Linked DNA regions of Homo sapiens: regions 1 and 3 are each linked to region 2. A link is a contact called in ENCODE Hi-C data. All regions are on one chromosome and are shown on one strand. Each heading gives the region's core, a stretch centred on a gene start or an enhancer-like site at or near the end of the contact. The rest is flanking DNA. Distances are from core to core; before and after follow the strand shown.

Evidence for each region. A loop is a pair of places that touch in the nucleus more often than their neighbours do. Pooled maps may share reads with other maps.
Region 1: a loop to region 2 is called in a pooled map, with 8 times the contacts of the local background. The contact joins the promoter of FBXO42 here to the promoter of MTOR in region 2. A Hi-C loop is called at or near these places in 1 of 168 maps with a recorded cell type or tissue (CD8-positive, alpha-beta T cell), 1 of 37 single-sample maps with no recorded cell type and 6 of 50 pooled maps.
Region 3: a loop to region 2 is called in a pooled map, with 6 times the contacts of the local background. The contact joins the promoter of EMC1-AS1 here to the promoter of MTOR in region 2. A Hi-C loop is called at or near these places in 2 of 50 pooled maps.

The regions. Positions count from the first base shown.
Region 1 is chr1:16,350,161-16,354,769 of GRCh38, reverse strand. FBXO42 (F-box protein 42) reads left to right here and starts at 2,290. Exons shown (of 10, transcript NM_018994.3): 1 at 2,290-2,515. RefSeq lists an enhancer at 2,251-3,025.
Region 2 is chr1:11,260,026-11,264,799 of GRCh38, reverse strand. It overlaps MTOR (mechanistic target of rapamycin kinase), which reads left to right and starts at 2,249. Exons shown (of 58, transcript NM_004958.4): 1 at 2,249-2,355. RefSeq lists an enhancer at 1,902-2,061 and a silencer at 2,482-2,531.
Region 3 is chr1:19,206,965-19,211,648 of GRCh38, reverse strand. It overlaps EMC1-AS1 (EMC1 antisense RNA 1), which reads right to left and starts at 1,263. Exons shown (of 2, transcript NR_135114.1): 1 at 1,090-1,263. UBR4 (ubiquitin protein ligase E3 component n-recognin 4) reads left to right here and starts at 1,383. Exons shown (of 106, transcript NM_020765.3): 1 at 1,383-1,576. The coding sequence starts at 1,401. RefSeq lists silencers at 299-368, 1,394-1,713 and enhancers at 994-1,043, 1,294-1,343.

The DNA.
Region 1 (4,609 bases), core at 1,041-3,540, 5.1 Mb before region 2:
TTGAAGAGATTTATTCTAAGCCAAATATGAGTGACCATGGCCCATGACACAGCCCTTGGGAGATCCTGAGAACATGTGCCCAAGGTGGTTGGGAAGCAGCTTGGTTTTATACATTTTAGAGAGACATGAGACATCAATCAAATACATTTAAGATATATTAATACAGGGCCAGGTGCAGGGGCGTATGCCTGTAATCCCAGCACTTTGGGAGGCCGAGGCGGGTGGATCAACTGAGGCAAGAGTTCGAGACCAGCCTGGCCAACATGGTGAAACCCCGTCTTTACTAAAAATACAAAAATTAGCTGGGTGTGGTGGCACATGTCTGTAATCCCAGCTACTCAGGAGGTTGAGGCACGAGAATCGTTTGGACCTGGGAGGCAGAGGTTGCAGTGAGTGGAGATCACACCACTGCACTCCAGCCTGGGCGAAGAGTGAGACCCTGTCTCAATAAATACATAAAAAGGCCAGGCGCCGTGGCTCACACCTGTAATCCCAGAACTTTGGAAGGCCGAGGTGAGTGGATCACGAGTTCAGGAGTTTGAGACCAGCCTGTCCAAGATGGTGAAACCCCGTATTTTCTACTGAATTTTGTATTTTCTACTGAAAATACAAAAATTAGCTGGGCACGGTGGCGGGCGCCTGTAATCCCAGCTACTCGGGAGGCTGAGGCAGGAGAATCGGTTGAACCCAGGAGGCGGAAGTTGCAGTGAGCGGAGATGGTGCCACTGCACTCTAGTCTGGGCGACAGAGCAAGACTCAGTCTCAAAAAAATAAACAAATAAATAAAAATAAGTAAATAAATAAATAAAAACTACATTGGTTCGGTGCAGAAAGACCGGAAACTTGAAGTGGGGGCTTCCACATTATAGGCAGATTTAAACATTTTCTGATTGGCAATGAGTTGAAATAGTTATTATCAATAGGCCTGGTGCGGTGGCACACGCCTGTAATCCAAGCATTTTGGGAGGCCGAGGCAAGTGGATTACTTGAGCTCAGGAGTTTGAGATGAGAGTGGACAACATGGCGAAACCCTGTGTCTACAAAAAAAATGGAAAAATTAGCCAGGCATGGTGGTGCCCGCCTGTAGTCCCAGTTACTCAGGAGGCTAAGGTAGGAGGATAGCTTGAGCCTGAAAGACAGAGGTTGCAGCGAACCAAGAACTCATCACTGGACTCCAGCCTGGGCAACAGAGTTAGACCCTGTCTCAAAAAAAAAAAAGTTATTATCAATAGAAATGAATGTCTGGGTTATGATAAGGGATTGTGGACACCAAAGTTTTATCACGCACGTGAAGCCTCCAAGTGGCAGGTGGGCTCCAGAGAGAACAGATTGTAAATGTTTCTTACCAGTCTTAAGGTCTGTTGTGTTGATGTCAATGCTGAAGGATGTAATGAGGCATGTCTCATGTCCTGCTTCCCGTCATGGCCTGAACCAGTCTCTCAGGTTGGTTACATTTTAGACTGCCCTGGCCTAGGAGGAAGTCCGTTCAGATGGTTTGGTGTTGGGGGGGGGGTGGGGGCTTAGTTTTTTGTTTTGTTTTGTTTTGTTTTTTTGGCTTACAGAGTTTAGACTGAAGCCTTTGACTCTGTATCTGGCATTTCCTTAGACCACATGCTGTAGGGCTGGGCTCATGAAGGTTCTCACCTACACACCAGGTTGCTCCCTTGAGAAGGGGGACTTTGCTGGATCCTATAACCTAGCTAGTAGGAAGTAAAGGAGCTTGGGAACCAGACAAGCCTGAGTTTAAATCCTCTTTCCCGCGCCGCCCCACCTCCACTGATAGGTGTGTGACTCCGGGCAAATAAGTGATCGTTTTCTGTGCCTCAGTTTCCTCATCTGAAAAGTGGAGCTAGTAAGAACTCACAGTGGTTGCTACGAGGCTACGGTTAAGGGAAGACTTCTCCTGCACACCTCAAGCACAGTTTCCCTCCCCTTGGCGATATCCAAGAGCACTCACATCCGCCACAGCCCTCTCTGCTCATCGGGCCCTCGGGGTAGAAGTGAGTTAATTCCTGGCTAAATGTTAGTCTCAAACCACCGGGAAAACCACCCAGTTGCCCCAGACAGTGCAGCGGAGGGTGGGTGCGGCTATCAGGTCGACGCTAGAGACGCGGCGAAGGCGGGTGCGGAGGCCTAGCTCCCCCGAGCGCATTCCACCCTCCACAGAACCTCGGCCTGTGACCACGGCCTTTCTCAACACTGCGCCGCCCCCTGGCCGCCCCTCGCCATCCCGCCGCGCTGACGTGAGTGCGCGCGCGTCCGCCGCGCCCGCCCCGGCGCATGCGCGCTCTGCGCTGTCTTCTCCCGGCCTGAGCAGCAGCAGCTGCGGCGGCGGCGGCGTTTGAGTGGAGGAAGATGGCGGCTCCGGGCGGCTCGGGGTCCCGCCAGCTGTGAGGAGCCCCGAGCACGGCTGTCGCGGCCTGAGGCAGAGCGCCTCTGCTCTGGCCCTGTCCCTGGCTCCCTCATTACCGTCGCCAGCGGAGCGAACCCGAGAGCGTGGAGCGGGCTGGGCCAGGTGAGGCCTCTCCTCCTCCCCGGGCCGCAGAGGGGAGCCGGCGCCTTCTGCCCTTTATGCCCGGGACTGGCAAGGGGCAGCGGGCGCCCGGGGTCTGACGCAGGCCCCGTATCCCACGCGGGGGTCGGTCCTGGTTGGGCAGGGTGACTTGCTATCGCCGTCCTCGAGTGAGGCGAGGAGGAGGACAGCTCCTTTCCAGCCAGCCCTTGGGTTGGGAGCGAACCCACCCCCTCTCCTCAGCAGGGTGGTTCTCGTCCCCTCACCCGGGCAGTGAAGGGGTGTGTGGCCCGGGCAAGGATGGCTTTAGGGTGTCAGGTAATCTTTCATCGCTCCTCCGAACATTTCACTCCTTTGCGAGAGAGGAGTCGGGGGTCGGGTGCCCATCAAAATTGGGGCTGCGGCTGGGGGCTAGCATCTCTGAACCTGCAGCTGCAAAGGGATAATTTTGGAATTGGTTTACGTTAAATAAAACACAAAAGGCCTTTCCTATCCCCTAGCTTGTTGAGTGTTCCCTTAGAGAAATGGGAACTGCGGATCTCCTTGCTTGAGACAGCAATCCATGCTGTGACTGTGGAAGGCTTCTCTTGGCGAGAATTGTGTGTGCAAAGGGAACGGTGGAGGGTGGGAACGAATTTGTAAGCGAAGAGAAAACGATTGTGAGATCTTGATGGTCGCTGCAGAGTAACTTCAGCGCTGAGTTCGTTTGAAACCTTCGGTTTGTTAAGATTCAGAATAACCAATTGCTTTGTCTGTTAAATCTCCCGATTTCTGTTAGGAAAATAAAAGCCTCATTTCTTAATTGCCAGAGTCTGGATTTTTCTGTGGTGGGATTCTGATCGATCTAGATGAAGATTCTGACACATTACCAGTTTTACTTGCTGGCAGTTGCTGGCCCCGACGTTGAAACTATGTTGTTCCTTTTTGAGAACAACTTTTATTGCTGTTTAAATGCTAATTGGGAGACTTCGATTGTGTTTCTGTCATGTAGGGAAGTCGGTTTGAAGCCTTGTGGTCTCTTTCTTGAGGAATGATGGCTTCACTGAACTTGTGCTATGCAGAATTGTTGAGGCGATTGCTTTTGCTTGGACACACCAAAATATCTTTTGTAACAAATTGGCTTTACTTCTGCTTAAGAATGATGACATCATGGATTTAAAGAGGCAAGGAAAATTTGGGGGAAGTACCATCATTTAGAATTGAATATTTAGAATTAAGTCTGTATATCTTATGGCCATTAGTGATGCTGTGTTAAATTGCTAACTTTGAGTGTATTCACGTGTGTAATCTGATTGGGTGTCTTTTCTATTGTATGTTGTCATTTTATACCCAGTAACTGTTTGCTTTTGACAAGCCAGTATAAATAGATGATTCAATCTACATTGATCCATAGGCATGTTGCGTATCTTAAAAAGCTTTTCATTGTTAAAATGACAACTGTTTAGGTTATTATTTGACCATTTTCTTTCTTTCTTTCTTTCTTTCTTTCTTTCTTTCTTTTTTTTTTTTTTTTTGCAGTTTCTCACTCTGTCATCCAGGCTGGAGTGCAGTAGCACAGTCTCGGCTCTCTGCAATCTCCATCCCCTGGGTTTAAGCGATTCTCCTGCCTCAGCTTCCTGAGTAGCTGGGATTACAGGTGTGCGCCACCACGCCCGCTAATTTTTTTTTTTTTTTTTTTTTTTTTGTAATTTTAGTAGAGACGGGGTTTCACCGATGTTGCCCAGGCTGATCTCAAACTCCTGGTCTCAAGCGATACCCTGCCCCACCCCAGGCTTGAGCCACCGTGCCCAGCCTCCTTTTCTATTTTTAAATCAAAGACTTTTCCATAGAAATTTGTCGATTTTCTTAGTGTCTTTGCTAAAGATGTAAATCTGAACCAGCAGCTTCTCTGTGGTAGAAAATTGGAGAGCTACTTTGCATATCAATTTGCTAATAAAGAGTCATGAAATTAATGCAGTAAAACATCCTGGTGGCTCATCATTATGCTTCTTGGCATAATATGTTGCACTGTTATGCTAAATCATCATCAGGTATTGATGCAACTTCATGACATCCATGACATCATTTGCTCTCCAGATTTTGACCTTTGCAATTCCT
Region 2 (4,774 bases), core at 1,000-3,499:
CTTTGGCCTCCCAAAGTGCTGGGATTACAGGTGTGAGCCACCGCACCCAGCCCAACTATCTTTAATTTGGCAGTTTAGACCTTCTGAAAACTCATTTCTTCTACCTTCACTTGTTTTTATTACATAAGTAATTGATAATGTATAAAGAAAAAAAGTGTGTCTTTCCCAAATTACATCTTAGTTGTGCACATTTCCCCCATGTAAACAGAGACATATAAGAAATGCATAAATATTTTTGTAAATGGTTGTATTATACTTACATTGTTGCACAACTTGTAATTTTTAAACTAGTTGTGAACCTTTTCCTTCTTAGCAAATATTCATCTAATTACCACTATTTATTGTTATTATTATTATTTGAGACAGGATCTTTCTCTGCTGCCCAGGCTGCAGTGCAGTGGAGATCACAGATGACTGCAACCTTGAAGTCATAGACTCAAGTGATTCTCGTGCCTCAGCCTTCCAAGTAGCTGGGACTACAGGCATGTGCTACCACACACAGCTAATTTTTAAATTTCTTTTGTAGAGACAAGGGTCTCACTATGTTGCTCAGGCTGGTCTGGAACTCCTGGCCTCAAGCAATCCTGCCTCGGCCTCCCAAAGTGCTGGGATTCCAGGGATGAGCCACCATGCTAGGCTCTAAATTATAATTATTAATGGCTATGTATTTTTCTTATTATGAATGCATCTTTTTTTTTTTTTTTTTTTTTTTTTGAGATGGAGTCTCGCACTGTCACCCCAGCTGGAGCGCAGTGGCGCGATCTCGGCTCACTGCAACCTCCGCCTGCTGGCTTCAAGGGATTTTCCTATCTCAGCCTCCTGAGTAGCTGGCATTACAGGCACCTGCCACCACGCCTACCTTTTTTTTTTTTTTTTTGTATTTTTAGTAAAGACGGGGTTTCACTATGTTGGTCAAGCTGGTCTCAAACTCCTGACCTCATGATCCGCCCGCCTCGGCCTCCCAAAGTGCTGGGATTACAGGTGTGAGCCACCGCGCCCAAACGAATGCATCATATTTTATTGGACTCCTACTTTGAAATATTTAGGAATTTTCAGTGTTTACTATGACAAATAGCACTGTGATTAAAAAAAAATGTAGTCAAATCCACTTTTGCTGTTGATTTTTTTTTTTTTAATCTGTAGAGACATCGTCTCGCTATGTTGCCCAGGCTGGTCTGGAACTCCTGGCCTCAAGCGATCCTCCTGCTTTGGCCTCCCAAAGTGCGTGGGCCACCGTGACCAGCAGTTATTTATTTTCTTTGGTTGTGTGTGTGTGTGTGTGTGTGTGTGTGTGTGTGTGTGTGTATGTATGTATTGAGACGGAGCTTGCTCTGTTGCCCAGGCTAGAGTGCAGTGGCACGATCTCGGTGCATGCAACCTTCACCTCCCGGGTTCAGGCGATACTCGTGCCTCAGCCTCCCGAGTATCTGGGATTACAGGCGTGAGCCACCATGCCCAGCTAATTTTTGTATTTTCAGTAGAGACGGGGGGTGCGGGTGGGGGAATTTCACCATGTTGACCAGGCTGGTCTCGACTCCTGACCTACGGTGATCCGCCTGCCTCGGTCTCCCAAAGTGCTGGAATTATGGGCGTGAGCCACCGCGCCGGGCCAGCTATTGATTTTTTGAAAGGATTTTTAAAAAATAATGTTGCTTTGAAAATTTTTATTTATGACTAGCTCTTTTGGTTAAAACTTGGCTATGGTTTCTCTGGAGTGATCCTGAGTTGGATAATTTTGGGAAAGTTAGAGAATCTAATTAAAAACATTTTCAAATGCTTATTAATTGTAACAAAAGAGATATCACAGGATCCATAAAGAGCGCTAGCCCGAAACGTCTTTTGATGCAGTAATTCCTGGGCACCGGCATCGCTCACATTCTCCTCTCAGAATTACACCGGGAGGGGTCGCGAACCTCTGCTAGCCGCTCTCGCTGCGATCCGGAGATACCCAGACACCGGACTCCTTGAGTTCACAGCCCGGATGCAGAAGGGAATCCTAGCAGCGCCGTACCGGATGTGTGAGTGGAAGTGACTGAGGTGAACTCACGACCGATTGGTTCTCCCGAGTGGACCCAAGCCTGTTTTCACCTGCCACTGGCCGCGTGGTTTGTCTATTTGAACAGTCCCCGCCCCCTGGAGAAGCCGGGTCCTGAAGCTTCTCTTCTTCATTACTATTGGCCTGTTTTTCAGTCCATCTTCTCCCTATACCTGTCGATTGGTCCTCAGGGCTGGGAACCCTCCTTCCCTCGCTCCCGGCTTAGAGGACAGCGGGGAAGGCGGGCGGTGGGGCAGGGGGCCTGAAGCGGCGGTACCGGTGCTGGCGGCGGCAGCTGAGGCCTTGGCCGAAGCCGCGCGGTGAGTCTAGGGCCTGGCACGACCCCTCTAGGGCGGCGTAATGTCCAGACCCACGGCCAGCCTGCCCGTGGGGGGGCCAGGGGAAGCCGCCCGTCTGGGACGTGGGGTCCCCACATTGCCGGCCCCACGACCTGGGCACCGTCTGAGGCCTTGACTCCCACCCCTCGAGGCAACGCCCACCTCCCCGGGACCCCCAAGAGACCCCTGGACCCTTCGGCCCGCGGTACGTCCGCCCGAAGGCCGGCCCATCAGCTCTGGTATTGCCCTTTGGGTCTTTTGCCTGTCACAGCCACCCTTTCTTTTGAGCCACGTATAAAAATTGTGTATCTCTGCCCCAGGGAACACTAGCGTCCGTGTCAGCCCCTTGTCCTCCACTGTGGACACCTCTCAGAGATCCAGTCCCCGAAACTGAGCTTGGTTACATCGTTGGGGTACATCTTCTCTCCCTCTCCCCCAGCCCCATCCCTGTTTCCCCCATCCAATCTTAACTTCCTTAAGCCCTATCAACACCATTAGGATATTTGACTTCAGATATCCTAAGTTTAATTGAATTCAGTCTGGAGCAGATGGCCTGTGGGCCTCAGATCATATAAAGATACACTGGTTCTTTCCTGAGAATAGAAATCCCTTGCCAGCCACCTTCCCCCCTTTCGGACGCACACACATACACACAAACTGGAGTAGTTTTCTTAGCAGGGATTCTTAAGTTTCTTCTCCCCTAAAGGATGACATTTCTTTCTGCAGTCTTCTTCTTGGCAGTGGAGTATTTGAAAGCTTTACAAAACCAATTATTCCCAGGTTTTTCCTCTGTGCCTTACAAATTCTTTCAAAAATAAGAATTTTGAGAAATTGGTTTTGTAGCATAAGCTGAACATACTTGGGATAGGTGTATGTTACACCCATGGCAGTGTGGGCATAATTGAGGAATGAGGGAATGAGCTCAGGAACTAATTGGTGTTTTTTGTTTTGTTTTGAGACGGAGTTTCGCTCTGTCGCCCAGGCTGGAGTGCAGTGGCTCGATCTCTGCTCACTGCAAGCTCCGCCTCCCGGGTTCCCGCCATTCTCCTGCCTCAGCCTCCCGAGTAGCTGGGACTACAGGCGCCCGCCACCATACGGCTAATTTTTTTTTTTTTTTGTATTTTTAGTAGAGGCGGGATTTCACCGTGTTGGCCAGGATGGTCTCGATTTCCTGACCTCGTGATCCGCCCGCCTCGGCCTCCCAAACCCGGCCAGGAACTAATTACTTTCTTTTAGCTTACATTTGAAGAGCTAGTCCCCTGTAGAACTGCGTTGTTCAGTACAAGAACCACCAGCCACATGTGGCTGTGGAGCACTTGAAATGTGACTAGTCCAGGCCGGGCATGGTGGCTCACACCTGTAATCCCAGCACTTTGGGAGGCCAAGGCGGGCAGATCACCTGAGGTCAGGAATTTGAGACCAGCCTGGCCAACATAATAAAACCCCATCTCTACTAAAAACACACAAAAATTAGCCAGGCGTGGTGCTGCACATCTGTAGTCCCAGCTACTCGGGAAGCTGAGGCAGGAGAATCATTTGAACCCGGGAGGTGGATGTTGCAGTGAGCCGAGATCATGCCACTGCACTCCAGCCTGGGTGACAGAGCGAGACTCTGTCTCAAAAAAAAAAAAAAAAATGACTAGTCCAAATTGACATTGTTGTAAGTGTAAAATGCACATTAGATTTTGAAGACTCGCTAAAAAAAAAGAATGGACACTATATCAATTTTTTAAATATTGATAACATGTTGAAATGATATTTTGGATATATTGGTTTAGGTAATTAATTTCACCTGTTTCTTTTTACCTTTTAAAATATGGCTACAAGCAGCCTTAAAATTACATTTGTGGATCATTGTATTTCCTCTTTTTTTTTTTTTTAATTGAGATGGAGTTTTGCTCTTGTTGCCCAGGCTGTAGTGCAATGGCCCAATCTCAGCTCACTGCAACCTCTGCCTCCTGGGTTCAAGTGATTCTCCTGCCTCAACCTCCCAAGTAGCTGGGGTTACAGGCACGCACTGCCACGCCTGGCTAATTTTGTATTTTTAGTAGAGACGGGGTTTCACCATATTGCCCAGGCTGGTCTCAAACTCCTGACCTCAGGTGATCTGCCCACCTTGGGCTCCCAAAGTGCCGGGATTACAGGCGTGAGCCACTGTGCCCGGCCTAAATTTCCATTAGATAGTGCTGCTGTAGAATAATAATCTCTCTTTTTAGACTGAACTTGAGGAAAGGGGCAGTCTTAGTCATTTTTAATTCTTTCCCTACCTCCTGACATTTGTTACCTGGCATTTTGCCATGTACATAGTAGTAGTAGTAGTAATAATAATAGCTAACAATTATTAAGAACTTAGTATATGCCCTGCACTGTTTTAAACACTTTTTGACACGTATTAAGTCAT
Region 3 (4,684 bases), core at 14-2,513, 7.9 Mb before region 2:
AGGAAAATCCCTACTGCTGTCATCAAAGCCACATTTTCCTCCAAGACCGGCTTTGACTTGACTGAATTTTATTTCGAATGTAAAGATGCAGGCTGGGCGCAGTGGGTCAAGCCTGTAATCCCAGCACTTTGGGAGTCCAAGGTGGGAGGAACCTAGGACTTCGAAAACAGCTTGGGCTACGTAGGGAGACCTGTCTCTTAAAAACAAACAAAAAAAATTAAGAGTGGTGGCCTGCACCTGTATAGTCTCAGCTACTGGGGAGGCTGAGGCTGGAAGATCACTTGAGCCAGGGAGGTGGAGGCTGCAGCCAGCTGCAACTCTGCCACTGCACTCCAGCCTGGGCTATTGGGCGACAGAGCAAGATCCTGTCTCAAAAAAGGTAAAGTAGGTCATATCTTAATAAAAGTGCAGATTAATCACTAGGTACCAATTCATTTATCAGTGTTACACACCAAGAACAAAAGCTCTTCCTAAACTTAGGGGGAGAATTTCAGGGCTTTAGGAATTTGAAACCGTCTTCACAGTTCCTTCCCAGTCTTATTTAGGCCAGCTGTAGGCCACAGGCTAGAGCTTGAAGCCGTCCACCAATATCTCACTCACAGGACTGTCCTTAATGCACGAATACCTTTCCTCGAGCAAACTGCTTTTCCCTCTTAGACCTTGTAGCCAGATCATTTTACCGGCAAAAGTCTCAGACATCTCCTGTGAATAAAAGCTTACATTCTTTCCTTGCCAGTAGAAAAAAGGGGAACACGTAAGCATACGTGGCAAATTGCAAAGAGGGATGCATTGTACGAGCTGGTCAGATTGTTAATGAGGGCAATCCAAACAGAAGAGATTTGAGTGCTAAGGGAATACGGATCAGTGATTAAAAGGTGTTGTGAGAGGGAGAAATCTTTGTAAACTATGGCGCTCTTTAGTATTACTATTGGGGGGATCTAGGCAGGGGAAGAAGCAGGTGAAAGCGTTTTAGGCTTCGGCCTCCTCTTGTCGTCCTTAGCTGTCCCAGGCCAGGGCCATTCTATACGCCGAGGCGTAGTCAACTCTGCTGCCCTAGACTTGCCCACTGAACCCATGCCCCAGACTCACCTTTACCCGCTGCCCGGAAGCCAAGTCGCTACCACCTGCTTGAGCAACTCCCACCGCGCAGGCTCAGAAGTTAACGCTCTCCCGCCTTTCCCCGCTGCGCTACCTTCTGAGCAGGCGCAGCGTCTCCGATCCGTTCCCTCGCCGCGGCTCGACCCCGGTGAGAGCAAAGGCCGCTCCGCGCGTCGCGTTTTTGACCCATGACGGCGGCGCGCAGTCTGACGCGACAGATTGCGTCACTTCCGCCCCCTCCTGGGAGGCGGCGCTGGGCCGGTGGCAAGCCCCCGGAGGGAGCCGCAGTAGTACGACGGAAGATGGCGACGAGCGGCGGCGAAGAGGCGGCGGCAGCGGCTCCGGCGCCGGGGACCCCGGCAACGGGGGCGGACACGACCCCGGGCTGGGAGGTGGCTGTGCGGCCCCTGCTGTCCGCGTCCTACTCCGCCTTCGAGATGAAGGAGTTGCCGCAGCTGGTGGCCTCAGTCATCGAGAGGTACCGGGCGGCGGCTCTGGCGGGCGACGCTGTTGTGGGGGGAGGGGATTTCGAGCCGGATCGTCTGGACCCGCTTTCCGGGCCGCCCCCTGCCCCCTTGAGGATCCCCGCCACAGCCACGGCTTCGGGGTCCCGGGCCCGGGGAGACTGGCTTGCCTGGGTTTCCCTCCGCCAACGCATGTAAATCACCTCTACCTCAGTTTCCCCTCTCGAGCAAAACTTTAGCGGCCTCCCTGCGGGAGGGCGTGGCCGGACATGGTTGAGAGTGAGATGCATTCGCCCTCTTAAGGGAATGTTCACGGGGCTGCCCCTTGGGTCAAGTCACAGATGAGTTTGCATTTCTCGCCCGCACTCATCCTCCTAGCCTGGGCCGGAGCGGAGCCGTACGGTATAATTTAATAACGGTCTCCCCGCGGTGCTGTAATCAGTGGGGGCACGTGCTATTTCTGTGACTGAAGCCACTAGCTACATTGATGACCTCTTTTTACGTTGCACTCCTTGTGCATTCCTACTGTATCGGTCTTTGATTAAAAACATTTCAGTGTGTGTCTGAGAGATCATTTTCCCAGAGGATGTGTGGTGTGTGTGTTCTCTTGCTGCCTCCCATCCCCCTCGCATTAAAATATCATCACATTCTTTTACAAACGGTACTATCTGTTGGTTTCCTTTTGTGTGTTTTTGTCTTTTTGCACAGCGATTCTTAGCTAGTGACAGTTATGTAGGTACAAAGATGGTGATCTCAGAGTGCCTGCCTTTTCCTGACATACTGTGCTCAGAGCAGTCTTTCATTAGTTTAATGGTAGACTTTTGCTTTTAAAGCCAGACTGACTTTCATTTTTCTAGCCATACCTCATTTCAGCAACTCCCTGCAATTGTTAACTGGGTCATTTTAGCTTCACGATGACAAGGGTATATCTAGCTGCTATCCAGAGGTTAAAAATTGCTATTTGTTACTCAAAGGAGGCCCACGGTTTGACAAATTGTTTTTGTGCTTTTTCTTGTTGTAGACTTGTAATCCTTTGGATGCAGAGTTTTTAACAAATTATAATAAAATAATGGTTGAGTTTGGTAACTTCACAGTCAGCTTTACAGACGGATTTTGCTATCTAATCATCAGGCCAGGAATGTTCTGAAGATGTAAACAGGTTTCAAATATACTACTTTCAAATTACGTGGCTGCTTTTTGTTTTAAACATTTGGATTGGCAGTATTTTTCCTGACTCATACTCATGTTACGTAGAATCAGTAACGTTCCAGTCTTTTTAGAGCATTTGCTTTTATGTTTTTCTGGACATGAGCTGGATAGGTTATAAAATATTAATAATTTGTTGACACCCTTCCATAAATCCTGTATTCTGGGGCCACCTTTAAAGCTGTAATACTTAAGGAACACCCTCCAACCAAATACATCACTAGGTTTGAATTTTGCCATGTATGTGGTAGTGGTCTTTGCCATACCCTCTGTTTGTACAAATAATCAAGAGTTGTATTTGTAGACATTAATAAGATCTCTCTTTATGGCTTAGAAAATAAGTCCAAACTGATGGGTCTTTGGTAACGCATTTATTGGAAGGCAAGATCTCTTTTTTTTTTTTTTTTTTTTTTTGAGATGGATTCTTGCTCTGTCACCCAGGCTGGAATGCAGTGGCGCCATCTCAGCTCACTGCAAGCTCCACCTCCCAGGTTCACACCATTCTCCTGCCTCAGCCTCCCAAGTAGCTGGGACTACAGGTGCCTGCCACCACGCCCAGCTAACTTTTTGTATTTTAAGTAGAGATGAGGTTTCACCATGTTAGCCAGAATGGTCTCCATATCCTGACCTTGTGATCCACCCGCCTTGGCCTCCCAAAGTGCTGGAATTACAGGCATGAGCTACCGTGCCCAGCCGGAAGGCAAGATCTTTTAAGTCTTCTGGTTTTTGGAGCTCAGTTAGCTTTGAAAGCCTATGTGTCCTCTGCAGGCTGTGTGAGAGGAGTATGATCTAAAGAAAAATTTCCAGAAGAAATACCTGGCTTACAAGTTCTTTACAGTGAGAACAGCTAAACGTATCAAGTGTTCAGTTTGTTATAAAGCAGGCGTTGGCAAACGTCCTGTAAATGGCCAGATAGTAGATAATTTTGGGACATGTGGTCTCTGTCTGGACTGTTTAACTCTGCCATCATTGTGTGAAAGCAGCCACACACCATATATAAATGAATGGGCATGGCTGTGTTTAAAATTATATCTATGGGCACTGAAATTTGAATTTCATGTAATATTTACATGTCACAAACTATTCTTTTGATTTTTTTTTTTTCAACCACTCTTAGCCATACAAAAACAGGTGACTTCCTGGATTTGGCCTGCAGGCCATAGTTTGCCAACCCCTAGCTTGGAGCACACAAATTATACCCTGCTATCATTATTCTGGTTTTCAAAAGTTTTATTTATTTATTTATTTTTTGGAGACAGAGTCTTGCTGTGTCACCCAGGCTGGAGTGCAGTGGCACGATTTTACCTCACTGCAACCTACGCCTCCCAGGTTCAAGTGATTCTCGTGCCTCAGCCTCCCAAGTAGCTGGGATTATAGATGTGCGCCACCAGACCCGGCTAATTTTTGTATTTGTAGTAGAGACGAGGTTTCACCATGCTGGTCAGGCTGGTCTTGAACTTCTGACCGCAGGTGATCCGCCCGCCTTGGCCTTCCAAAGTGCTGGGATTACAGGCGTGAGCCACTGCACCCAGCCCAAAGGTTTTATTTATTTGTCTTTCTAAAAAGTAAAGGTCTCAGAATTGTGGGAGTATGTCTTGCATAGGAAGCTATAGTACCAGATGAAAGCCAACACTGTAGATGCTGAGGTGGGCCTTGTTGTCTAGCTAATCAGAGGTTGAGATGTCTAGGCTGCCACTTTAGTTCTGTGTTGCCACTCCCATCTTCTGCAGTTTCCTGGTTTTTTTCTCTTGTTAAACCTGCCATGTTTTTCTTCCTTGTCACCGGGGACCATCTGTTTTTCTGTTGCAGTCTACTACTCTCTGCTTCCTTTTTTGATATCCTGGCTCCATCATGCCAACTCTTACTTTCGACCTGGTAGCCTGCTTAGCCATTGTATTTATCTCTTGACCATTGAG